Linked DNA regions of Mus musculus: regions 2, 3, 4 and 5 are each linked to region 1. Evidence: chromatin loops called from intact Hi-C (ENCODE). Cell type or tissue: heart. All regions are shown on one strand.

Region 1 (5,000 bases):
ACGACGGTACACTCAATGACATCCGAACTGAGTTTGACAGAGAGATCGACATGGGCTCACTGAACCCTGGGAAGCAGCTGTAAGTAGCATCTTCCTTTGGGGTGAGTGGGTGGGTGAGTGGATAGGGTGTGGAGCTGAGGGGGGACTGCCACACACAGCAAGGGCTTGTCTCCACGCTTCCTTTGCATTATCCCCAAAGGGTTGTGGAGGCACACGAGTTGTGGGAATGGTCATGATCATAAGACTGCAAAGGGGCTGAAAGCAGAGAGAAGCCCTTCGGGTGGTCATGCTTTTGCTTGGGTTCTTCTCAATACAGAGTCTTGGTCAGCAGCCCTCTGGGTAGCCCTGGATGTTCTGGAACTCACTCTGTAGACCAAACTAGTCTCAAACTCAGAGTTCTGCTGCCTCTGCCTCCCAAGTACTGGGATTAAAGGTATGTGCCACCACTGCCCGGCAAGATGAGGCTCTTAAAGGCACTGTTTTGTGGCTTTTGGCCCATCACTGCCTGGATGCCAAGATTGCAGCAAGTAGCTGGTATTATTTGATGATGGGAATTGAACCCTGAGCAAACACTACCAAGGGAGTTACAAGCCTGGCCTTGATTTGGCTTTTTGTTTTGTTTGAGACGGGGTCTCACTGTTTAGTTTCTGGTGGCCTGGAGCTGACTAGGTAGACGAAAGCTGGATTCAAACTCACAGACACCCACCTGCCTCTGCTTCCTAAGTGCTGGGATTAAAGATGTGCTACCCTGTGTTGACTTTTTTTTTTTTTTTAAATCACCGCTTATTCAGAGTCCCAGGCCTTGTGTCTTCATTCACACTAGGCCTCTGGGCCAGTTATGACCTAGGGAAAATTGGAGGCAAAAGCTTAGCATTTTGTACCCTGAATCTTATATGCACCAGTCTTATTTTTTGTTACTTTTGGCTCTTTTTTTTAAGGCTTTGTATTTCTTTTCTTCTTCATGTGTACTTGGTGACTGGAGATTTTGAAGAGGGCATTGGCTCCCCTGGAACTGGAGTCACACATGGTTGTGAACCACCATGTGTGTGCTGGGTATTGATTGGATCTGGGTTCTTTTCAAGAGCAGCCCCTGCTGAGCCATCTCACTGGCCCTCCTTTCGACTCTTACACAACCTTATTTTCTCGAATTTGCAAAACTTCTCTGTGGAAGATCTTGAAACAGGATTGGCAGCTGCTGCAAGGGCTAAACAGCAGTTGCAAAACCATTTTGAGCAATGAACCATTTATCTCTGTGGTTCTCGTGGTGCCGTGAGTGTTTTAGAAAAACTTAGTTCTGATCTCTATTTGGAAAAGGAGATGGGGAGCCTTCCCTTAAGTCACAGGCTTCTCCCCTCCGTGTTGAGATGTGAGTCTCTGCTCTTTCACTTCCTTTAGGATCCTGTGGTTGTGTCTGCTGTGGGTGCTGAGAGATTAGCTGGGAAGCCATTCACTCAGTGCCTCTTCCCTCAGTGGGATGAACCCAAGTCCCTGTGAGGAGCCACGTGTCCTTGGGAGAGTCCAAAGATAAAATGAGCAACCGCACTGGCTTAGCCATAGATGACTGACAGTGATTGGAAGGGAGTCTTCCAAACTATCCACTGGGGTGACCCTGAAGTCCTGCTGGGCAGTCATTGTTGTAAAGAGCCACTGACGAAGGACAGCGTCATGTAGACGTTGGAATTCTGCAGTGCTGAAGCCTGAAGCCGGGTTGCTACTTATCAGAAATAGTTGCTGTGTTGGAACTTTGGGTTTTTGCTTTTTGAGACAGCTTCTCCTGTGACCCTAGCTGATTTTGGACTCACTTTCTGAGATGACCTTGACTTTTTTTTTTTTTCCTTCTGAGACAGGGTTTCTCTGTGTAGCCCTGGCTGTGCTGGAACTCAATTTGTAGACCAGGCTGGCCTCAATTCCCAGAGATCTGCCTGCCTTTGCCTCCTTAGTGCTGGGATTAAAGGCATGCGTCCCCTGTCTCCCATTTATCTATTCACGTTATGAGCATCAGTGACTTTTTTGCATGTCTTTAAGTGCGCTGTATGCATGTTGGGGAGGCCAGAAGAGGGCCCCTGAAACTAGAATTACACATAGTCCTGAGTGCTGGGAATCAAATTTTGTTCTGCCAGAGTGGTCCTCACTCTGAACCGTAGAACCATTTCTCTAATGTTTGAGATAGGGTCTCACCGTGTAGCCTAGGCTAGCCTGAAACTTGATCCTCTTGCCTCAACCTCCTAAATGTTGGCATAGCTGGTGTCTGGAACCACGTTGCCAGTGCTCCTTTACTATGAGCAAGTCCCATCTTGCTGATTGAGGGCCCGGTTTTCAGTTTCTGTTAGGTGTTCTGTGCCACACCCCTGCTGGGCCTCCTGGGTGGTGTGGCCCATCCTAGTTAGTACACAGCCCATTATGCTTCCTGTCTGTTAGACTCTGATCCTTTATGAGACATCAAGGGGTTTTCTTTACCCAGAAGATATTCCGAAGGGCTTGGTTTCTTCTGTCACGTGGGCCCAGGCAAAAAGAGCAATCGCTAAAGAAGAGTGCCACCTAGTGGTGGAAAATTAAACTACTGGACTTCCTTAAGTGCTGGCCCTGATTTCTTCCTTTGGCTTTCAACCCGTTCACCACTAGATTCTTTTTGTTTTTTGTTTTGTTTTTTGAGACAGGGTTTCTCTGTGTAGCCCTGACTGTCCTGGAACTCACTCTGTAGACCAGGCTGGCCTCGAACTCAGAAATCCACCTGCCTCTGCCTCCCAAGTGCTGGCACTAAAGGCATGCACCACCACCGCCCGGCTCACCACAAGATTTTTGAGCCCTCTTTTAGCCTGCCCTGGAACTTTACCCCAATCTCTGTCCAGGTTACTTACTGGCTTTTTTTTTTTTTTTTAAAGACCAGGCTAGCCTTGAACTGCCTCTGCCTCCCAAATGCTGATTAAAGACGTGCCTGACCACCTCCTAGCCTCTGCCAGGTTATTGTCACCCATTTTCTTGAATTCACAATTGGGGAAGGCAGTGTCAGTGGATGAGTGGGAAGATCTGTACCTTGATCTACTTATAGCCACCTTGTTTCCTATTGGGAACCTCTGTAAGCCTTGTTGTTGTTGCTTTGATACATTTTTTCTTGAGACAGAGTCTCGCTATGCGTGTTTGCCCTCCTCTGGAGGAGAGAGGGTGTACATCTGTTGATGGTGGGACGTCACTGGTCTGTCTCTGCAGGTTTGAGAAGATGATCAGCGGGATGTACATGGGGGAGCTGGTCAGACTCATCCTGGTGAAGATGGCCAAGGCCGAGCTGCTGTTCCAAGGGAAACTCAGCCCAGAGCTCCTTACCACTGGCTCCTTCGAGACCAAAGATGTCTCGGATATTGAAGAGTAAGTGTCTGGGCCCACTGCCTCTCTGCTTACCAAGTCTCCATGAGTAGGGCAGGAACTGGGAGGGAAATAAGAGGCATGGCTTGGAGGTGTGTGTGTGTGTGTGTGTGTGTGTGTGTGTGTGTGTGTGTGTGTTAAGCCTTGGGTATGTGTTCTGCAAAGTGTCTACCTTTAAGACAGACTTCTCACTGGCCTGGAATTTACTAAGTAAGCTAGGCTAACTGACTACTGAGCCTCCAAGGGCCCACCGGCCTCCACCTCCTCTTTTAGACATAAATTGTGGGGATTGAACTCGGGCTCTTGTGTTTGCCAAGGGTTTGCTTTTCCCAGTGAGCTCGGGAATGGGAGCAAAGGCTTTCACTAAACAATGTTCCAAAGATTTAGATCTGCTGTTCTCGCTTGAGATTTCTACTTGATTGAAGGGGGTCTTATAGTTTCAGGGACGTGATGGAGCGAGGAAGTAGTTTTAGTGGCAAAGAAGGGCAATGAAATAGTTCAAAGAACTTTGCTAACGAGGACCCTCGGAGCAGTTCTGCCTGCCCTTTGTTAAGCCCAAAGGGAGATGAAGGCGCGTGATATAGAGGCATGGGGCTCCTCAAGGAGAGGCTCAGGCCCTACCTCCAGCCTTTTCCCGTGTCTTCAGACATAGACTGGCTTTTGCCGTTGCAGAGAGCCAACAGGTAGGGTCCACACTGGCTTCAAGTACTCAAAGGTTGCCATTCATATACTTTGAGGGGAACAGAGAGCAGGAACCCACATGCTCGCTTGCTCCCCATTTGCAGCGGCGAAACCAGGGTCTTGTCTTTATAAGATACACACAAAGGAACTTCGAGGTTTTCCTTGTGGAAAATAAAAGAGTGCCGACAGAAAGCAGACCTCCCTCTGTGTGTGTGTGTGTGTGTGTGTGTGTATACTCGGGTGTGGGTGGTCTGGGAGAGGAGCCTTGAACTGCTGGCCACAGTGAATTCAACACTGCTCACACCCTATCTGTTTCCCAGCGATAAGGACGGAATTCAGAAGGCCTACCAGATCCTGGTGCGCCTGGGTCTGAGCCCGCTGCAGGAGGACTGTGTGGCCACGCACCGAATCTGCCAGATTGTGTCCACGCGCTCAGCCAGCCTGTGTGCAGCCACCCTGGCCGCGGTGCTGTGGCGGATCAAAGAGAACAAGGGCGAGGAGCGACTCCGCTCCACCATCGGCGTGGATGGCTCTGTCTACAAGAAACATCCCCAGTGAGTGAGCAAGCCGGGGCTGGGAACAGAAGGGTCCCCTGGAGACTCCATGAGGCAGCTCTGTATTGCTTTCCAGACAGCATAAGTGTTCTCCAGTCACTTGGTATGAGTGGGATTGCTTTCTGAAGGCAGCTGATGGCTTGCCCTCTGTTTAGAGCTCCTGGTTGCTGAGTCCTTGGCTTGCTGCCTCCTCTTCCGCTCTGTTTTGAGACAGGCTTGTCCTCTAGTCCCTCCCAGGCTGGCCTTAGACTCAATCTGTGCCCATGGCGAACTTAAATTCTGATCCTCTTGTCTGTCCCCGCCTCCCAAGTTCTAGGATCACAGGTGTGTACCACCTTTCTGCAGAGTTTGCCATTGAATGCTCTGTGCATGGCAGGCAAGCACGTCCTCACAACCCAACATCAT
Region 2 (5,000 bases), 230 kb before region 1:
TTTTCTTTTCTTTTCTTTTCTTTTCTTTTCTTTTCTTTTCTTTTCTCTTCCTTCCTTCCTTCCTTCCTTCCTTCCTTCCTTCCTTCCTTCCTTCCTTCCTTCCTTTCTTCCTTTCTTTCGTTTGTTTTTCGAGACAGGGTTTCTCTGTGTAGCCCTGGCTGTCCTGGAACTCACTCTGTAGACCAGGCTGGCCTCTAACTCAGAAATCCACCTGCCTCTGCCTCCAAGTGCTGGAATTAAAGGCGTGCGCCATCACTGCCCGGCTGCCTGCCAGATATTTCATATTGTTTCTGTAAAACGCCTGCCAGTCAGTCATTGACACAGAAAAATAGCTTGTCTCAGAGCAGGGTCATGCTGACCACATACCTTGTTATGTTCTGTATGTTCTGTATGAGGTTTGGTAATCTTAAGAAATTCCACAAAGCTTTACATAGGATGGACCCATCAAGTTAAAGGTCAATATGACTGTCTTAAGTCAGAGCTGACCACCAGGCAACACTTCCTAATATGAGCTCATTGTGATTTTTGTGCTCTTCTCTTCTCTTCTCTTCTCTTCTCTTCTCTTCTCTTCTCTTCTCTTCTCTTCTCTTCTCTTCTCTTCTCTTCTCTTCTCCTCTCCTCTTCTCTCTTTCCTTTCCCCTCCCCTCTTTCCTCTCCTCTCCTCTCCTCTCCTCTCCTCTCCTCTCCTCTCCTCTCCTCTCCTCTCCTCTCCTCTCCTCTCCTCTCCTCTCCTCTCCTCTTTTCTTTTCTTTATAAGCTGACAGAAAAAGATGTTCAATGCCATAGCCTCAGCTACAATCCTGATCAATCATTTTCAGGGTGTGCGTTCAATAAACCACCTTTGTCTGAGATCGGTGTTTTGGTGGTTTGTGGGGTGACTGATGGACCCTAAATATATTCGTGACCCATCCAAGTCAACTTTCAAATAACACTATACTAGGTTACAGGTAGTTTAATCATGCTAAAATAATAATTTTGAGCCAGGCATTGTGTCACATGACTACTATCCCAGCACCTGGAAGGTGGAGTCAGAAGAATTCTTCCTTCCTTCCTTTCTTTCTTCCTTTTTCTTTCTTTCTTTCTTCTCTCTCTCTCTCTCTCTCTCTCTCTCTTTCTTTCTTTCTTTTTTTTTTTTTGAGACAGGGCTTCTCTGCGTAGCTCTGGCTATCCTGGAACTCACTTTGTAGACCAAGATGGCCTCAAACTCAGATATCTGCCTGCTTCTGCCTCCTGAGTGCTGGGATTAAAGGTGTGCACCACTACCACCTGGCTATAGATACACATTTCTAACCGATATTATTGTCCTTCTTCTCACCCTTCTCAAGTATGATTTCATACAAATTGTAGCTTGATGAATTATTTCCTCTTAATACTAGATATTTCATTTTATCATCTTTTTATTTTGAATGATTTTGAAGAAGCTGAATCTAACCCTTGCTCCTCCCTTTCATTCCTGTTAGTCCTCTTCATTTCATGAGTCAGTTTTGTTCTTACTTTATTACTTTATGTCATGTATGCATATGATTTTATATATCTGTATAAAGTCCAAGACCCACAAATGAGAAAATGTGACTTTTGTCCTTCTGGATCTGACTTAATTCACTTAGATAATCTTGTGATGCATTCATTTTCCTAAAAATGATGCAATAAGAGGTTATCTTGTCTATGGTTGAACAAAGTTCCACTGTGAACATATATCACCTTGTCATGCATCCTTCTGTTGAGAGACATCTAGACTGACTCCATAATTTAGCTACTGTGGATAATGATGCAATAAGAGTTGGTGTGGACCATCTCCGTGGTCTGTTGCTTATTTGGATGCTCCTTGACTTCACTTAGAAGTATATTAGGAGCTTCTTCCATTTATTACACATTCCTCTGATTATTCTTTTAACTTTTTTTTGTGTGTGCGATTTCCTCTAATTCTCTTTCACTGAATCCCTCACTGGAGAACTGGCATTTTCCAGAGGAGTCCCATTGCCTTGATTTCTTCATGTCTCTTGTATTTCTTCATTGTTACTTGTGCATTTAGGGTTAACCCATTGGTTGGATTTAAAAGGTCAGCTGCATTTTTCCAGTTGAGGTGTTGAAGCTGAGTTGTCATTCCCTCCCACGGTGAGGGGTGTGGTTCAGTAGCTGAATCCCCAGTCCTTGTGCCAGGGTGTCGGGCACCATCCACTACACCACTCCAAGAGTAGACTATGAACTGTAGAAGCCACCACACTATGTAAATATCATAGTATTTAAAAACAGTCATCTAACTTTAATAACTATCAGGATACAAAGAAACAAGGACAGTGCAGTGCGCACCAAGCTACTAGTTACTAAGGCTAGGAAACAGGCCTAGGAAGGACAGGGATCAAGGTTAGAGCAACTGAGAAAACACATGGGAGGATGAAGCTGGGATATTAGAAGGATCAACAGTTTAAAGAAGCCACAGAAAATTATATCTAAGAGGTAAAGGGAGAAGGCATGGGAAAAAGAGAGGAGGGAATGAGAGAGAGTCCACAATAGGACGAGTGTGGGAACACAGAATAATCATGAAACCTAATCAGGCAATATAAAAAAAACTATTAAGAGATACTTATATAACCCAAAGATCTTTAAAAAAAAATCACATGGTGCTTGCCCAACACGTGCAAACTTCTGAGTTCAATGACCCTCCACATGAATTATGTAATATGTCCCATGTATCATATGCATTTTATATAACATTAGTCAGCATTTCTTCCTTAACAGGATACTACTGAGTTCCTCCTTTCCCTGTGATAGCTTCTGTAGCAAACTGACAGGATTTGAGGGCTAGAGGTCCAGTTCAAACCCGTAAAACCAGATTCCCGGGGTGGGCATGCCTTGTGAATAGTGGAGTACACACGTATAACCGTTTGGGTTGAGTTTTTCTTGGTGTCCAGTAGATGTCAGCACATCCTCATTTTCCAGCCCCAGCCCTCCACATGGACTAGAATTTGGGTAGTTCCCATCCATGCCTGTTTCATGTGTACTGGCTGATTAAATTTCCCAAGCTTGGTTTGTTACACATTCTTGTTACGAACAGTTGGATTTCTGATTTGTTTGTTTGTTTGTTTGTTTTGGAGATAGTCTGACAATTTAGATCTGGATGGCCTGTAACTCATTATGTAGATGAAGTTGGCCTGAACTCATGGAGATACTTTGTCCCCAGTGCTGGGAGCCTCAGCTTGGATTAAACTCTAAGGCTCTGATGTGGTTATGCCTGGGCTACTGTTTGCCATTTTAGCTCGAAATGGTTGTCCTCCCAGGCCTCAAGCTGCCTCTGCTTAGATCAGGTTGGTTTGTGGTGGCTCTGTGGATCTGCCACGACTGCCGTGAATTATAGGGATGTGTCACCGTGCCCTGTTCTCTGCTAGCTATCAATCCTTGTTCTCTAAATTCTACAGTCAAGTGCCAGGTATGTTGGTACATGATTATAATGCCAACACTTGGAAGGCAGAGGTAAGAAGATTTCCAAAAATATGAGCACAGCCTTGTCTACATTGTAGGTTCCAGGTCATCCAGGGCTACATAGTGTGACTTTGTCTCAAAAATAAATAACATACAAATACACACACACACACACACACACACACACACACAAACAAATAGATTCTACAGTCAGATAATTCTAGCATACCTGCCATGACTGGGTCTAATACCTATTCTAACTTCAAATGGTGTGTCTTGCCTTTTATTCCGCTTGTCATCTTCTGTGATAGACGGGTTCCACTGGGTCAAAGATGTTATTGTAATTGGCCTTTACAAATGTGGTATTTGTGTGAAAGGACACATTCTCTACTATTATTATTTTCTATTCAAATAATAAGAGTAATAAGTTTTTAAAATCTCGCGTAATCAAGTTTTTAAACATTTTTTAAGATTTATTTTTATGATTTTATGTGTGTGGGTGTTTCACCTGCGAGAGCATCTGGGCACCACATGTGTGACTGGTGTCTGAGAAGGTGATGAGCTTCTATATGGGTGCTGGGAATTGAACTTGGGTCCTTTGCTAGAACAGCAAGTGCTCTTACCCACTCAATCAACTCATCAGCCCCCAAAACAAGTTCGTAAAATAATATTGATATGTGATTATTTGTTCCTAGTCTTCAAGAGAAGCTGCTACTCAAATACAAACTCCACAGTGTTTCTCAGTGTGTTCTTCCCCTTGGGTTGGAGCATGGGCACTTGACTGGGCTGGAGTGGGTTAGAGCATGGGGACTCGATTGGGCTGGAGTTGATCATTCCTCTCTATGTGGAAGGCTGTAATTAGCTTGAGTTTGCTCTCTCTTGTCCTTCAGGTGAGTTAGGTCAGTTCAAACCCTAGGTTCTGTTTAACTAGTTTCTCCTGGCCACAGAACTTATGAAAAAGAACCGTTGAGTGTATTTCAGAATGCCTGTTCTCTCCTGCCCCACCCCCTTGCCATCCAGGTTTGAGTCATAAGGGAATTTCCTCTTAAGGGTCTGGTTGAACTCTTAGACTTGGAGCTCACAGAAGTGTGTGAGGCCTTAGGACGTCCCTTGGAGTTTTAAATGTTGAGACTTAGCTTTTAGCCGTTTACTAATGTTTGGGTTTTCCTACCCAAGCAGTGGTTGCCATGGAGGTTTTGCTTTAGTGTGCTGTGAGTCTGTCTGATTCTGGAGGCAGCTGTTTGCCCTGTGTTGTAACCTTGCCTCTCCTAGGCATCTAAAGGGAATTGTTGACTTTGCAAGTGTTTTCATAATTGTTGGGACAAAGTGGCAACTTCCACCTTCCTAGCGTGTGAAAATGGCAATGGGAAATTAACACAATTATTTTCCAACTCTTCTGTCTGCAGCCAGAGGTCCCTCAAATATTTTAACCCACACACACGAATGTACCCGTGGAGTATCCACCCATAACTTATCTATATTTTTATGATTGTCTCAGCATGGCATCAGAATAGCATCAACTTTGACATTCGCTAATCCCAGAGAAAATTTAGTAAATTTGGGTAAAATTTTGATTAAAG
Region 3 (5,000 bases), 110 kb before region 1:
GTGTGTGTGTGTGTGTGTGTGGTAGTGAGGAGCAATGAGTAGAGGGGCCAGGAGAAAAAGGAGATGGGCAAAGAATCAGGGTACAGTCCTGTGGGTGGGGAGCACGGATGAGGGAGAGATGCATGTTTAAGTACTGGTAGTTGTCCATTAACCTGCAGATCAGGCTTCTAGCTTCCTTCGGGCTGCGGCTCAGCTTATCAGCCTCTCTCCAGTTCTGGCCTGGGGACTGCAGGGTGGGGAAGGGATTTTACTAGTTTCCATTCTTGAAATTCCAACCCCTGTGAACAAGAATCAGTTAGGGAGTCCTCCCTACAGGGCGGCAGCTGAGCTGTGGCAGTCCTCCCTACAGGGCGGCAGCTGAGCTCGGGCGTCCACACACAGGTATGCAGCGTGTGGACTGCCACAGAGGCTGACCTAGTAGGCCCTCAAGTCCCCCACCCTCTGCCCGTGGCTATGTGCCCAGGTGTGGGCTGCATCTGCAGGAGAAAGCAGAGCTTTTCCCAACGGTGGCAGCTCCCAGGTATCACTGCTGCGTAGTAGGACACCATGCTCACATCGGACAAAGACTGTGTGGGCTTGGGAGAGACCTTGGTTGTACAGTTGAAGGTTCAGAAAACAGACTCTAGGTTCAATCCCTTCCCTCCCATCTGAATTCATTCAGTATCCTAGCCGTGTGGTTGTCCCCGAGGTCCCCCGCCCCTACCCCTCACCCGGGCAGCCATCTGGTCCATATTCCTTATACCTTTGGACCAAGCATCTTCTTTGCCTTCATTCATCTAACATGGTGACTCAGGGCTACCTTCCAAGATCCAAGGCAATACCCAGATGTTTCCCTTGGACCTGTGTCCCTGAGTCATTTTTTTGGTGACCTTCTAGGGCCTTGGCCTCATTGTGGCTGTCTATCTCTCCGTTCCCCAGCTACGGATCTGAGAACCCTCCTAAACTCTAGAGCAACACTACAAGTGCCCACGATAGATACCCTGCTTGGCTGTGCTTCTGGGCGGCTGCTTTGTTGATGCTCTTTCCTTTCCCTCCGCTCTGGCTCTGGCCCTGGCTTCACCCTGTTGTCTCTCACAGCTGGAGCTCTTCTGACACCCTGCCTTACTGGCCTGGCTTATAGCTGGGATCAGGCTGGGCTAGTAGGTCATCCTGCTCAGAGTTCCTCCCAGCCCCAGGGTGCGGCCCAGTTGCCCTGACCCTCCTGTGTTGTGACTGGGTATATGAATAGAGAACTGCCACACTCAGGAAAGCCCAGAGTGATGACTCCACGGGGCATGGTTCTCCACCTCGGTCTGCTCCAGTGGTGCCCTGCAGAATACTCAGGAAGGGTGCAAGGGCGTAGGAGAGCTCAGCAGAAATCACGAGTCTTTCTGCTTTCCGCTCAGAGGCTGTTTGTCCTTTGCATTCATGTGTGTGTGTATATTTGCATGTGTTTTTGTCACATGGGTGCACATGTATGTGAGGCTGTGTGTGTGCCCGCGGAAGCTCAGTATTGGTGCAAGATGTCTTCCTAGATCACTCTCCATTTCATTTCTTGAGGCAGGGATTCTTGCTGAGCCTAGACCTTGCCAATTCTGTCTAATGTAGCTATCCACATTGCCATGGTCCCCTGCCTTTGACTACTAGAGTTACAGGTGGCCACCAAGCCTGCTGTCTGTCTTTTATGGCTTCCCAGGATCTGAGCTCTCATCTCAGCTCCCATTGCAGTCACAGTAAGGATTCCCAGTTACTGCAGGTGACAGGTGGTGGTGGTGGTGGTGTGTGTGTGGCCACACATGCCTCTAATCCCTGCACTCAAAAGACAGAGGCAGAACAATCATGAGTTCAAAGCCAGCCTAGACTTAAGAGAGATTCTGTCTCAAAAAACAAAAGCCAAACTAAACAAAACCAATAAAACCCTTCCTGCTATAGCTGCTTTGCCTTCTTTGTTTTTCTTTGTTTAGTTTATGGTGTGTGTGTGTGTGTGTGTGTGTGTGTGTGTGTGTGTGTGTGTGTGTGTGTGAGTGTGTGTGTGTGTGTGTGTGTGTGTGTGTGTGTGTGTGTGTGTGTCTGACTGGGTGTCAATCCTGGCCTTCTCAGGACAGCTGTGTTGAGTCTGATGACCTCAGCTCTCTAGGCGTGTGTAAGTATCCAGGGCTCTAGCCCACACCCATGCCCCATGCAGCTTGGCGGGGCCCTGATTCATTTCCACGTGGTTGGGTAAGCAGAGTCTGCAGGCTGACCTTGGGAAGAGCAGCCAGGCCTGGCTCACATTCACGGTGGTCATGCTGGCCCTAGTGCAGCAGTGTCCACGTGAAGCAGGAGACACTGGACACGCTGTCTTTTTCCACCCCTCTCATTCCCTGGAGACCACATCCCAGTTGTGAAGTCTCCTGCCTGTGTGTCCCCATGGAGCTGGGGGTGGCAAAACTCCCTGCTCTGGATAAACTATCCATTTCTCTTCCTAAGTTTCCTCACTACATCCCTATATACTCACTATATCTTCATTACTTTCCCCTGACAACCATTCTGGGGCCCCACTTCTTACTGCTCCCTTTGGTAGCACCCTCATTTTTGTTGTGAGAAAGGGTCTCACTGTACAGCCCAGGCTGGCCTAGAATTCAGGATACCTGTGACAGGCTCTTGAGCCAAGTTTGGGATTATGTATGGGTGTGAGCCACCACGCCTTGCTGGAATCCTTATTCTTTTGGATGCTCCACATCTCTGTGCTTCCCCTCTGAATGCTGTCACCTCGCCATACACCTTTGTGGAGTCATTTCCCATGGAGAACAAAAGTCATTGCTGATCTTCTACCTTGGTATCAGTGGGAGGAAGAAATGTGGAGGCGCATGGTGAGAGATTTCAGAGGTTAACTATGGAAATAGGGAGGTCTTTGGCAAGTTGAGGAACTTTTCTGCTTACCATCCAATCATGCGTTGACGAGAATGGGTCATGCCTGTAATCCCAACCCTGCAGAGATGCAAGAGGGTCAGAAACTGAAGGCCATCTTTAGCCTTAGCTAGCTCCTGACCAGCCTGAGCTACGTGAGACCCCATCTCAAAATAATAACAACAAAATAGATTTTTGAAGTCATACATAAATAATCAAAGGGAGTGAGTTGTTTTTTTTTTTTTTTTTTGATTGATCCCAGAGTATCTGGCGTGATAAACAGGTATCCTGTTTATTGTGCTGCATGCCAGTCCTGGGGCTTCATGGATGCATTTGGTTACCCCATGATGAACTGTGAATGAAATACAGCAGCCAAAACCCTGCTGTGGACCATTGATTGGCATATGCTCATGTGCCTATCTTGCAATAGAAGAGTCAACGGTTTATGTGTACCTAATTTTTACAACTGCTTCGTTTCTCTGTTATTTTGTGGAATAAACTGGGAATTTGCCAGGGGGATGACTATACTGTGAGGTTTCTGCCAGGGATGGAAATGTAGGCTCCAGCTGGGATGCCCGGAGGCAGGAGGAGGCCCAGCACCTGCATCCAACAGCACCCTTGATGCCTTGCCAGGATTCCTAGGAAGCCTCTGTGCAGTAGACTGTCAGTCCCGGTTCTTGTCAACTTCTGTGACATGATGCTTTTAAAGTCATCGAGTACCAGGAAAGGCATTGGGAGCTTGAAGATCACACAAAAGTGCTAGGGCCACAATTATCTCATCCCACTGTCTTTGCTAATGTGTGTGTGTGTGTGTGTGTGTGTGTGTGTGTGTGTGTGTGTGTGTGTGTAAGTGCCTTGAGCACTCTGAGCTGCAGTTATAAGCATTTATGAACTGCTCATCATGGGTGCTGAGTACCAAACTCACATCCTCTGGAACAGCAGTATACGCTCTTAACTGCTATGCCATCTCCCCAGCTCCTGTTTATTTCTTGCGATGGGGTCTCATTATGGAGCCTGACAGGCCTGAAACTTGCAGCCATTCTCCTGCTTTCTGTGTTCCAAGTGCTGATAATACAAATATGTGCTGCCATGCCCAACACATATGTGTGTGTGTATGTATGTGTATATGTGTGTATAGGTATGCATATGTATATATGTGTATATATATATGTATATGTGTATATATTTATATGTAGTGTGTGTGTGTGTGTGTGTGTGTGTGTGTGTGTGTGTGTGTGTGTGTGTAAAATCAGAGAGAAGAGAGCCTCAGTTGAGAAAATGCCTCCATAAGACAGGGCTGTAGGCAGGCCTGCAAGGCATTTTCTTAATTAGAGACTGATGTAGAAGCCCAGTCCATTGTGGGTGGGATCACCCCTCAGTTATAGGTTCTGGGTTCTACAAGAAAATAGGCTAAGCAAACCATAAAAAGCAAGATAGCAAGCAACCCCTTTCTGCCTTAGCTCCTCTCTCCATGTTCCTGTACTGACTTCGTCCAGTGAGGACTAAGATGTGGAAGTGTAAGCCGAATGAAGGATTTCTTTCCCAAGTTGCTTTTAGTCATACATAGTGTTTCATTCGCAATAGTAACTCCACGATACTAGATGTGCCTGTAATCCCAACACTTGTGTGATGGGAGCAGAAAAATCATGAGTGCAAGGATATCTTCCTCAGCAGCAGAGTAAGTTCAAGGCTAGCCAGGGCTACCTGAGACTCTGTTTCAATGCAGTCATGCCCATTAACTAGTGTCAAGTGAGGAGGCCAAGTGGTGGTGTTGGTTGGGTAAACAGTTAGTTCTGGTTATGTCTGGTGCAGCTGTTTCAGATGGGCTTGACTGGATATTTCTGGCTGCTGAGGATTTGGAGGCTGATGAGCTGAAACGTATCTATAGGCCTTTGATAACATGACTTGGGCCTAGATATCAATGTCTAAGACATTTCAGAGAGCCTGTGATCACTGATTTGTTCTAAACTGATTGGTAACTTTAAAAGCAATGGCCAGGAAAACTTCTGATTTACAATTCCTCTGATTGGGTTGGAGAGATGGCTCAGAGGTTAAGAGTACTTGACTGCTCTTTCTGAGGTCCTGAGTTCAATTCCCAGCAACCACATACTGCCTCACAACCATTTGTGATC
Region 4 (5,000 bases), 120 kb before region 1:
ACCCAGGACCACCAGCCCAGGGATGGCACCAACCACAAAGGCCTGGGCCCTCCCACATCAACCAGTAATTAAGAAAATGCCTTAAAGTAGGCTCTTATGGAAGCGTTTCCTCAGTTGTGGGTCGCCTCTTTCAGATGACTCTAGCTTGTGTCAAGTTGACACTAAGACTGGCCAGCACGGCAGTCCTCTACCTTTGACTACATCCAGAGTCAGCACCATATGGGATGTGGCCCTTCCAGTGTTCTCATACAGGAATGTCAGCACTCATCAGGCAGAGGCCCAGAAAGGATCTTACACCAAGCACCAACTGCGCTCAGCACTTTTCACAGATTATCTGAGTGATTTCACAACAACCTATAGTTTTTATCTTATCATATGTGCAAGGTGATGGAGACTCAGATAACTTGGATAACATGTCCCGTGTCACGGAGCCAGAGTGTCTATGAGAAAAGCACATCTGAGCAGACAGACTTGGGATCTGACCTGGTCCCATATACAATCCCTATAAATGTTCCAGGTAGGAGAATTCCACCTGCCTCTGCCTCCTGAGAGCTACTACACCTAGTTCAGGACTAAAAGCGAGAGCTACCACACCTGGCTCAGCTAGGCGACTTCTAAGTGGAATTTGGAGAGTGTGAGAAAACCCTTTGGGGTTCCTCAGGAAGGAAGAATGTGGTCCTAAGAAGAACTGCCCCCATGGACATGAAGGGCCAGGGTTTGTCAGCTGCATCGATGCCTCCTGTGGAATTTCTGGGAGGTGGAGGTGGAGGTGGGTAGGAACTGCTCCTTCTCAGTCATCCCTGGGGAACCTCTAGAGCTTAGATTATAGATGTTAGCTCTTTTTATCCCTTGGCTCACTCCAAGGCCAGGGCTTCTTCTGCTTCCAGGTTCTCCAGTCTCTGCTAGGGCTGTGAGGTTCCAGTGGAGTGGGAGCCAGTGGCTTCCGGCCTGAAATAAGACAGCTTGGCCCAACTCTGTTTCTGTTTCACTGTGTGGCCTTCAGTTGTTGCTCACTGGATGCTGGGCTTGAGGTTTCCTACCTGGTTTTGATTTTGCCTCTTTGGTTTGGGCTTTTTTTTTTTTAAGAAAAATTCTCCTGCTATTCCCCTGGCTGCCCTGAAACTTACTATGTAAGCCAAGACCCCAGGCAGTTCTACTGCCTCAGCCTCCCCACCAAGTGCTGGAATTACAGGCATAAGCCACCTTGCCAGCTTCCTATCTGTTCAAGAACTCTAAAGATTCTCTCATCTTTGAAGCACATTTTTTTTTTCCTATTGAGACAGAGTCCCACTATGTAACCCTGACTAGCCATGAACTTGCTGGGTAGTTCATGCTGGCCTTGAACTAATGAAGATCCCCCTGACCTGCCTCTGCTGGAATTAAAGGTATTCGCCAATGTGCCTTGCCTAAATCTCCCAGTTTTGAAATGCTGGGATTTTCTTCTTCCTCTCATGCTCACATAAACAACTTTATTTAAACATAGTGGGGCACACACACACCCCTCTCCAAGGTAAGCTAGGGGTGTTGAAATGGCTCAGTGGATAAAGGCAATTTCCAGAAAACCTGGTAAACTGACTTTAATCCCCAGGACCTATATAATGGAGAGAACTGGCTCCTGTAAATTATCCTCTGACCTTGACATTCTCTCTCTCTCTCTTTCTCTCTCTCTCACACACACACACAAACACACACACACACACACACACGTACAAAGTAATAACTAAATATAATTGCTTTTTAAGTAGGAGGGGAAGTCATTAGAAGGTAGGAAGGGTTGAGTGGGAAGGAGAAGGATAGAAATGGGGGTAAAAATGACCAAAATGACCAAAATTCAGTATATGCATTTATGAGCTTGTTAAAGAACATTCAAAACCCACACACAGCTGCTGAGAGTCCACATCTCTCACGCGGACGCTGCTGTGCAGACTGTTGATACTGCTGCTGTCTCAGAGAAGTATTTTGGGGGGCCGGGATTCCCTTCCAGAGGAAGTGGTTAGCTTTGAGTTTACAGGCAGGCAGCCCGCCTGTGCCAGGCCATGGCAGCAGAGGGCTGTGTTGGGCTCCTGGGGCAGGCAGAGGTTCTGGGGAGCTCTGTCTGCTGCTGCTGTGACTCACTGCAGTCCTTGTGATTGTGTAACAGTGAGGACAGGCAACATGACCTATGTGCTTGTGGCTGCCACCGGCCTCTCCCAACCCATGTGCTACATTTTTTTTTTTCCTTCCAGCCTCCTCTGGGATATGTGCTCCCTTTGAGTTCATCTTTGGAACGCGCCTGGCAGTGTGATCAGAAAACAGGTGGGACAGGAACTGTTCCATTAATGGGAGGGAGCCCAGCTCTTATGAGAAGCTGGAGTCAGCATGTGGAAGTCTGCATTACCAAGCCCTGGCTTGCCCTCCTCTGCCATCCTACCCACCAGCGTGCCTCACCCCACCAGGCTCCTCAGGCAGGAAAATCAAATCCCTGAGAAGAGAAGGCCTCACCGATGCACAAAGGGGGATAAAGGGTCAGGATTCTGTGGCTGGGTCAGTGGCCTTTCCAATATTTGGAGCAGAGGGAAGGATATTAAACCCATTTCTCAGATTCGTGGTTGCGCACTCCCATCTCTTAGCCATACCCAGGGAAACCCCAGCATGTAGACTCTTGCTTTCTCCTCATATCGGAGGCTAAAGCCCGTATCCAGGTTCGTAGGTCCCTGAATGCTTTCCCTGGACAGAAGCGTCTCTTTCCACCTACGTTCACAGGCCCTGCCTCCACCCCCACCCACCCCTACAAATAATACACTGCAACGCGAACCAGCATTTGGGAGGCGGAGGCAGGAAGATTAGGAGTTAAAGGTCAGCTGCTGCTACAGGATCCACAACACATACACGGGAGGGTAGGATCAGATCAAGGCCAGCCTGGGCTACAGGAGACTCTGTACATACACAAACAACAATCCCCCCACCTGCCCACCAGAGAGAGAGTGCCGTGAACGCCTCCCCCTTTGGCTCACCCCACACTTGCCCTTTCCCTTTGCAGACTGCTGGACTATGAGTCTGCCCTTTCTGCCTGCGCTCCTTTAGCTGACACCTACATGGTGACCTTCTCGTCACTCAATCCCTGGGTCTTTTTTTAGTCCTCATCCAATTTAACCTCTAGGGACATGTGACACTCGGACCAGCTGCTCCCTCCTCTGTCTCTCCCCTGGCTGCTGTGACCTGTTTGCTTATTCTGCCTGTTTCTGAGGTCCCCGCTGCTCCCACCTCTGGCCTGCCTCTCCCAGACGTCTATACTTGTGTGTGCACCTGTAGGTAGGTAGGTAGATGCTGTTCCCGGCTAAGGATTTAAGTAGCAAAACCACATTACACCGCAGCATAAAATGGGGATCTTGATGGGGGTGATGACAGGATGAAGACAGGACTGGAGCCATAATTAATGGCAAGCTTTGATTTTAAAAGACACGATGAAATCATTAGCTCATCGAACAGATCTGGTCATGTGATTCTGCTTTTCAAAGTCCAGGATGACACACCACTGCCCAATTCCTTCCCTCTGATTCTCCCAGGCTAATCCCACTGAGCTCTCCAGCTCATTTCCTGTTTCTGGGCCTTGATGTAACCTGATCTCTGCTCACTGGGCATGCCTTTCCTCTCAGTCCACTGATAATCCATTTGCTTTTTAAAAGGTCTTTCCAGGGGCTGGAGAAATGGCTGGGTGGTTAAGAGCACTTGCTGTTCTTGCAGAAGATCCAAGTTTGGTTTCTAGCGCTCACACATTGTGTGGCCTGTAAGCCCAGGTGCAGGGGAGCCAGTGCCTCTGACCTTCACAAGCTCCCACACCCATGCATATGCCAACACATAGGAACATATATATATAATCAAAATAAATAAGTATTTAAAATAAAGATGTTTCCAGCATTATTTTAAAGTCTTTCTCACTCTTTAAGACGACTTCTCTCCCCACTCATCTTTCTCTGTCAGTAACAAATAAATAAACTTCTACAACCCTCAACGTCTATATCTGAAGAGTGGAAATAATCATGGGACCCACTTCACTGTGAAAAGAGGGTTGCATACGCTAAGTGGTGTTTGGTCTATTCTAAGCACTTACTGGTTTCAAAGTTCTATTTGGAGTATGAAGCGTCTATGTATTTGAGCCCTTGGTCCTCAGCTGATGGCAATATTCTGGAAGACTGCAGAACTTTTAGGAGGTGGAATCTTGCTGGAGAAAGTAAGCCACAGGAGGTAAACCTCGAGGTTTTATATCCCAGTCCAACTTCCTGTGTACCCTCTGCTTCCTGATTGTGGATGCACTGTAACCAGACATTCTCCTACTGCCGTGGCTGGCTGCCTCGCTATGGTGGGCAGTGTCACCTACAACCGTGAGCCATCATAAAACCTTCCTCTGTCAAGTTGGTTTTCTCTGGTTTTTTTTAAATGGATATTTTAGATTTTTTTTTAAAAAGATTTATTTTTATTTTCAATTTTGTGCATGTGTATCTGTCAGGGTGTGGGTATGTCCATGTGAGTGGAGTTCTCATATAGGGGAGAGGTGTAGTTACTCCCCTGGAGTTGGAGTTATCAGGCAGTTGTGAACCAGCTGAACTGGGGGCTGGGAATCAAACCTGGATCCTCTGAAAGAGCAGAAAGCACTCTTAGCTCTCGAGTCACCTCCCCAGCCTCTCCTGGTATTTTATAATAACAACAATGAGAAAAGTAACTACAATGCCTATTTAGAGTGGAGAAGGAATGTGATAATTATGGTTTCCCAAAATGAATTACCATCTCAATGATAAAGTTTAGAATGGATCCCTGACCCCTCTAGGCTCTTCTGTTCTCACAGAGTCTCACAAGCCACCTCTGGAAACAAATTTTCTGCCCTGAATGCTGCGGATCCCCTCAGGTTGCCGCACTCCCAGGCTTTGCAAACTGCCTGGCATGCGTGCCTGTGCGCCCAGGTGTCCTCTCTCCACTGCCCTCTGCTCTAATCCTGTTGCTTCAGTCTTGCTGAGGTCATTGTC
Region 5 (5,000 bases), 140 kb before region 1:
AGTTGGGTTGACATAGTAGGTTTCTGGCCAGCTAGAGATACACAGTGAGAACCCATCTTGGGAAAAGAAAGAAAGAAAGAAAGAAAGAAAGAAAGAAAGAAAGAAAGAAAGAAAGAAAGAAAGAGAGAAAGAAGAGAAGAGAAGAGAAGAGAAGAGAAGAGAAGAGAAGAGAAGAGAAGAGAAGAGAAGAGAAGAGAAGAGAAGAGAAACAAGCCTGCATAGATATCTGGCAAAGGATCATATAATAAGATGTGCACTGGAGCTAGGAAAATGGCTAAGTGACTGGCGTGCTGGCAGAGCAGGAGATGACCTAAGTTCCAGTTCCATAACCTGTTTTAAAAAAAAAAACAAAACAGGATGTAGTGTTTGACGTTTGCAATGCCGGTCAGTGCTGGGTAGGACTGGCAAGGTGGATCCTCGGAGATCCTCTGCCTCTTAGCCTACTTGACAAGCTTCAGACAGATGAGAGACCGTGTCTCGAAACCAAAGTGGACAGTGTTCTGAGGAATGGCATTGAAGTTGACCTTTGGCCTACACACACACACACACACACACACACACACACACACACATGCACACAAGAATGCTTCTCTTAGCGGTTTTATAAAGGCAGCTGTACTACAGTAAACAGACAGAGCCCTGACCTTGGAGGAAGGAGCTGTATGCTGTCTGGTTCCACTTACCGTCCCTATCCGGTAAGTGAGCAAACCACTTTGAGCCTGTGTATCTTTGTCCATAAACTGGTGGGGGTTGGGGGGCAAGAACAACTACCTTCTAAGGTAGTGGTAGGGTCGCATATAGTTCACAAGAGACAAAGGTCAAAAGATGAACAAGCAGATACATGCTGTTTACCCAGGAATCTAAGAGTCAGGATAAAATCAGTTGGTCTTCTAAACAGTGGGATGCTAAAAAGAGCAAACACCATAAAGGTTTTAAAGACTTATGGTGCCTGGCTTGTGGCACCTATCTGTAATCCCAGTGTTTGGGAAGCAGAGGCAAGAAGAGTACAAGATCAAGGTTAATAACCTCAGATACACATATTGGATGCTAGCCTGAGCCGCACGAGACCTTGTCTCAAACAAATAGGAAAAAAAAAAAAAAAAGACTAACACTTATTGAGCCTTCACTGTATGTAGGCATGATAGACATATCTCATTTAATCTCATAAATGAGTAAGTATCACTTGGTAAGATTCTCTTATCCCATTTTATTATTTTACTTTTTATCGTTGTTGTATAAGAGAAAGTCTCACTCTGGAGCCCAGGCTGGTCTGAAACTCACTATGTAGCCCCAGGTCGAACTTGTAGCAGTCCTCCTGCCTCAACCTCTCAAGTGCTGGGATTTCATAAACAATCTTCTCAAACCCATCTTGTAGATGAAAACTGAGGCAGAGAGAAAGGAAGTGACTCACCCCAAGTCCCCAAACAGTCCACGCCCAGATGTTCAGGTGCAGAGCACATTTCTTTTTTCAGTTCTAAAGGACTGTGTATACTATCTCAATTAAAGGGAGCCACAGAGGCTGTGGCCATAACTCCGCTAGTAGAATGCCTTCATAGCATGTACCGAGCCCTGGTTTACTATCAGGTGCCACGTAAACTGGCAATGGTGGCATGAACCCCTAATTCCACTCTCAAGGTCAGCTCAAGGTCATCCTTGGCTACATAGTGAATTTGAGGCCAGCCTGGGGTACCTGAGACTCTGTCTCACGAAGACTCTGTTATTTCCAGGTGGCAGGTGTGGAGCTAATGCACACAAAGGTAACTTCAAGATGACAAACTAGCGATAGTTGGTGTTAAGACTCCAACTCAGTGCCCTCCGTGAGCCACCACGCGAATGCTGTCCTTTAAATACTTCTGTAATAGCTGCTTAGGTTTGGAAAGAGTTCCTCGCTCACAGTAAGCTGGTAGAGTAACCAGCTATGCTGTGATGACCCACAAGTGATGTCTACTGGTCATTCTGAGCAATGCAGACAGGGCGGAGCAGGCTGTAATGGAAATCTCAAGGACATTGCTGTAGTAGGGGTAGAAAATCTGTTCTGAATGAGCCGCCCCAACTACAAGCTTTGGTGGCGAATGTTACCTTACACTTCTGAATAGCATTTGTGGTGTAGGAGTTCATCAACAGGAAATGTGGCCAGGCTGATGAACTGAGGCAGGAGAACTGCTGGGAGTTCAAGGCCAGTTTGGACTAAATGGAGAGACTGGGTCAGAAGAGGCATAAGGGGGTTCAAAACAAAGAAGAGGAAGAAGGAAGGAGAGGAGAGGAGAGGAGAGGAGAGGAGAGGAGAGGAGAGGAGAGGAGAGGAGAGGACAGGATAGGACAGGACAGGACAGGACAGGAGAGGACAGGAGAGGACAGGAGAGGAGAGGAAGGCAGGGAAGGAGGGAGGATGGGAGAGAGGTGAGAGAGCTAGATTCTGTCTGTTGACAGCTATTGAGCTATCGTTCTTTTCAGAACAAGCATATCTAAAGGGCAAGCATAAATTGGAATATCTGCTACCCTGCTCTGAGTCCTCCCTCCAGGCCCGATGGCCCAGTCGGCTGCATTGAAGGAAGTGCGCATGGCCAACGCGCGAGGGCGCTCGGGGTTGTGAGTAACTTGAGCATCAGAATACTGAGTCAGAAACTTGTGATACAAAGCCTCACTCTTCTAACCTTCACCAGTTTAGGTCCACTGGAAAGGCCACCGGAGCAGGCTCGGTGGGTCCTGCAGACCTGCAGCGCAGGTTGGGCCCTAGGCCAGTGCGGGAGCAGCATTCTTTGCCCAGCGGGTAGGACGCCTTTGCGGGTGGGTTGGGTGTGGGGGACTGTGAGCAGAGGCTGAGTGATCAATAGCCTGCGTGGTTATGAGGCTCTCTCCTCCGCCCTCCTGCCAGCTCCAGGGCCAGTCCTGCGTGCTTCATAAAATTTTATGTAACCTTGCCAACAGCCACTGAGATCTGAGCATGTCCGCCCTCCGTGCTGCCACTCCTGGGGACCACAAGGTCATCTGCTTGGGACCTCCAAGAGTGGGCTACTGTGGCGTTCCCCTGACTGGCTGGCTGGCCCCTTAGTGCAGGCCCCTGGAGAGGCAGAGAAGATGGTTTGGGGTCCTGGTCTTGAGACTTTTTATTTTAGACCAGGCAGTGTTGATTAATTTGCACCCCACCTTTCCTCCTCAGGGTTCTCTGTTTCTCCCTTTAAAGACAGGATAATCGACGGGCATGGTGGCACACACTTTTGGTCCCAGCACTCTGGAGGCTGAAGCTGAGGATCTATGTGAGTTCGAGGCCAGCCTGGTTGGTCTTCAAAATGAGTTTCAGGACAGCCAGGACTACATAGAAACCCTGTCTCGAAAAACAAAAATAAGCAAGCAAGCAAACAAACAAAAATTAGGCTAATCATAGTTAAAAAGATAACAGATTTTGGTGGGAAGGATGTATGAGCAGTGACCAGGGTCAAGAGCAGTTTGCTGCTCTTCCAGAGGACCTAAGTTCATTTCCCAGCACAGCGCCCTCTCCTGGCCTCCTTACACACCTGCCTATGCACACACATAAATAAAAAAAATTGTATAAAATTTATATAAAAATTTAATAAAAATTTTTAAAAGATACCTGATGCTGAAGAGGTGTCCCTAATGGTAAACACTTGCTGCTCTTGTTGAGGGCCAGAGCTAAGTTCCCAGAACTGTATCAAGTGGCTCACAACGGTCCATATATAAGTGATTCTCAACCTTCCTAATGCTACCACCCTTTAACATGGTTCCTCATGGGGGGTGACCTCCAACCATGAAATTATTTTGTTGCTACTTCATAACTGTAATTTTGCTACTGTTATAGCAAATATCTGCGTTTTCTGGTGGTCTGAAGTGACCTTTATGAAAGGGTCATTCAACTCCCCCAAAGGATGGCCTGTGCAACCCACAGGCTGAGAATCACAGCTCTGTGGTACCTAGTAACTAATGCCTGGTTTCTGAAGGTACCTATGTGCATATGTGCATACATGCATGTGAACTTACACACACACAATAGCTAACAGACTTCAATGTGCTCTGTTCAGGAATGCTCATATTCATAAGGCAGAGATGAGCCCCAACTCAAGACGCCGTACAGAAGTTGCAGGCAAGTCCTTGGGAGGAGGGCTTTTTTTTTTTTTCTTCCCTTTGTCTTTTTTCTGTTTTTTGAGACAGGGTTTCTCTGTATAGCCCTGGCTGTCCTGGAACTCACTTGTAGACCAGGCTGGCCTCGAACTCAGAAATCCTCCTGCCTCTGCCTCCCGAGTGCTGGATTAAAGGCTGAGAAGGGCTTTTGCATGTGGATTTCTTTCTTAGATCCCTAATTACGTTTCTTAACTCGTGTCAGCTGTGCTCCTTTAAGAAAGGGCGGCTGGACTTCCCGACATCACTCAGGTGAAACATGAAGCCATGACCTTAAAATCCAAACAGTACCTCAGACACTCAAAACCCCAACGCTCCATGAATCACTGGCGGTTCTGCAAGCCCGGAAGTTGCATTTATTCAGCAACAGGTTAGGGAGACTTCTATTACTCAGCCAGTCTGCTGACAGATAGTTAGTTCTCCCCGAGGTTTATAATTATGACAGTGACTGCACATGAACAACGTAACTGGCATCCCCTGTCACCTACTGGCACTCCAACACAAAGAATCATTAACTCAGTGGGTGGCAGACTCACCTCAGTTTATCCTCCCTCCCCTCCTACCCTCCATGAAAGCGGGAGTAATTAGTCCTCTGGGAAATTACTCTTCACTCAACTTTCCTTACCTGTGTTTGACTTCCTTTCCACCAGCTCAACCTTCACGTGACTCCTGTGACTCCCGCAGCCTCTGCCCCTCCCTGCCTCACCCACCCATCCCTATCCACCGCTCCCCACCTGACCCCCCCCCCTCCGGGAAACCACGTGTCTAAATTACACCCTGTGGAATTTGATTATAGCTGATTAAATGCATTGTTACAGATTGCCCTGACTTGCTCTCAGTTTTCTTCCTGAAAGAATAATCTTCCA

The links. Hi-C counts contacts between places; a loop is a spot of excess contacts. Peaks named below come from ENCODE experiments on the same cell type or tissue, not always from the same donor. Only the 100,000 strongest peaks of a DNase experiment are listed, where the experiment ranks them.
Region 2: it touches region 1 in a loop (8-fold over the local background); 20 of 42 quality-filtered maps call a loop at or near these places.
Region 3: it touches region 1 in a loop (2.8-fold over the local background); 8 of 42 quality-filtered maps call a loop at or near these places.
Region 4: a loop joins it to region 1, with 2.3 times the contacts of the local background. A loop is called at or near these places in 9 of 42 quality-filtered maps.
Region 5: a loop joins it to region 1, with 6 times the contacts of the local background. A loop is called at or near these places in 31 of 42 quality-filtered maps.

The regions. Positions count from the first base shown.
Region 1 is chr6:82,737,882-82,742,881 of GRCm38, reverse strand. Hk2 (hexokinase 2) reads left to right here. Exons shown (of 18, transcript NM_013820.3): 7 at 1-79; 8 at 3,208-3,363; 9 at 4,362-4,595. Among named protein-coding and RNA genes, the nearest start is that of Gm32480, 25 kb to the right of the region's middle. In heart, a CTCF peak has its summit at 2,543 (motif pointing left); DNase peaks (open chromatin) are centred at 1,581 and 2,341; H3K27ac peaks cover 1,090 bases.
Region 2 is chr6:82,969,106-82,974,105 of GRCm38, reverse strand. The region is part of intron 3 of M1ap (meiosis 1 associated protein); the gene reads right to left. Among named protein-coding and RNA genes, the nearest start is that of M1ap, 25 kb to the right of the region's middle. In heart, a CTCF peak has its summit at 2,908 (motif pointing right); no DNase peak of the experiment used is centred here; H3K27me3 peaks cover 924 bases.
Region 3 is chr6:82,851,718-82,856,717 of GRCm38, reverse strand. No RefSeq gene overlaps it. Among named protein-coding and RNA genes, the nearest start is that of Gm32591, 23 kb to the right of the region's middle. In heart, no CTCF peak of the experiment used is centred here; DNase peaks (open chromatin) are centred at 1,147 and 2,207; H3K27ac peaks cover 1,864 bases.
Region 4 is chr6:82,860,768-82,865,767 of GRCm38, reverse strand. No RefSeq gene overlaps it. Among named protein-coding and RNA genes, the nearest start is that of 2310069B03Rik, 19 kb to the left of the region's middle. In heart, a CTCF peak has its summit at 2,034 (motif pointing right); DNase peaks (open chromatin) are centred at 2,127 and 3,137; H3K27ac peaks cover 2,036 bases.
Region 5 is chr6:82,879,494-82,884,493 of GRCm38, reverse strand. 2310069B03Rik (RIKEN cDNA 2310069B03 gene) reads left to right here and starts at 2,641. Exons shown (of 4, transcript NR_040520.1): 1 at 2,641-2,725; 2 at 3,185-3,257; 3 at 4,038-4,099. In heart, CTCF peaks have their summits at 2,572 and 3,494 (motif pointing left); a DNase peak (open chromatin) is centred at 2,713; H3K4me3 peaks cover 206 bases; H3K27ac peaks cover 1,822 bases.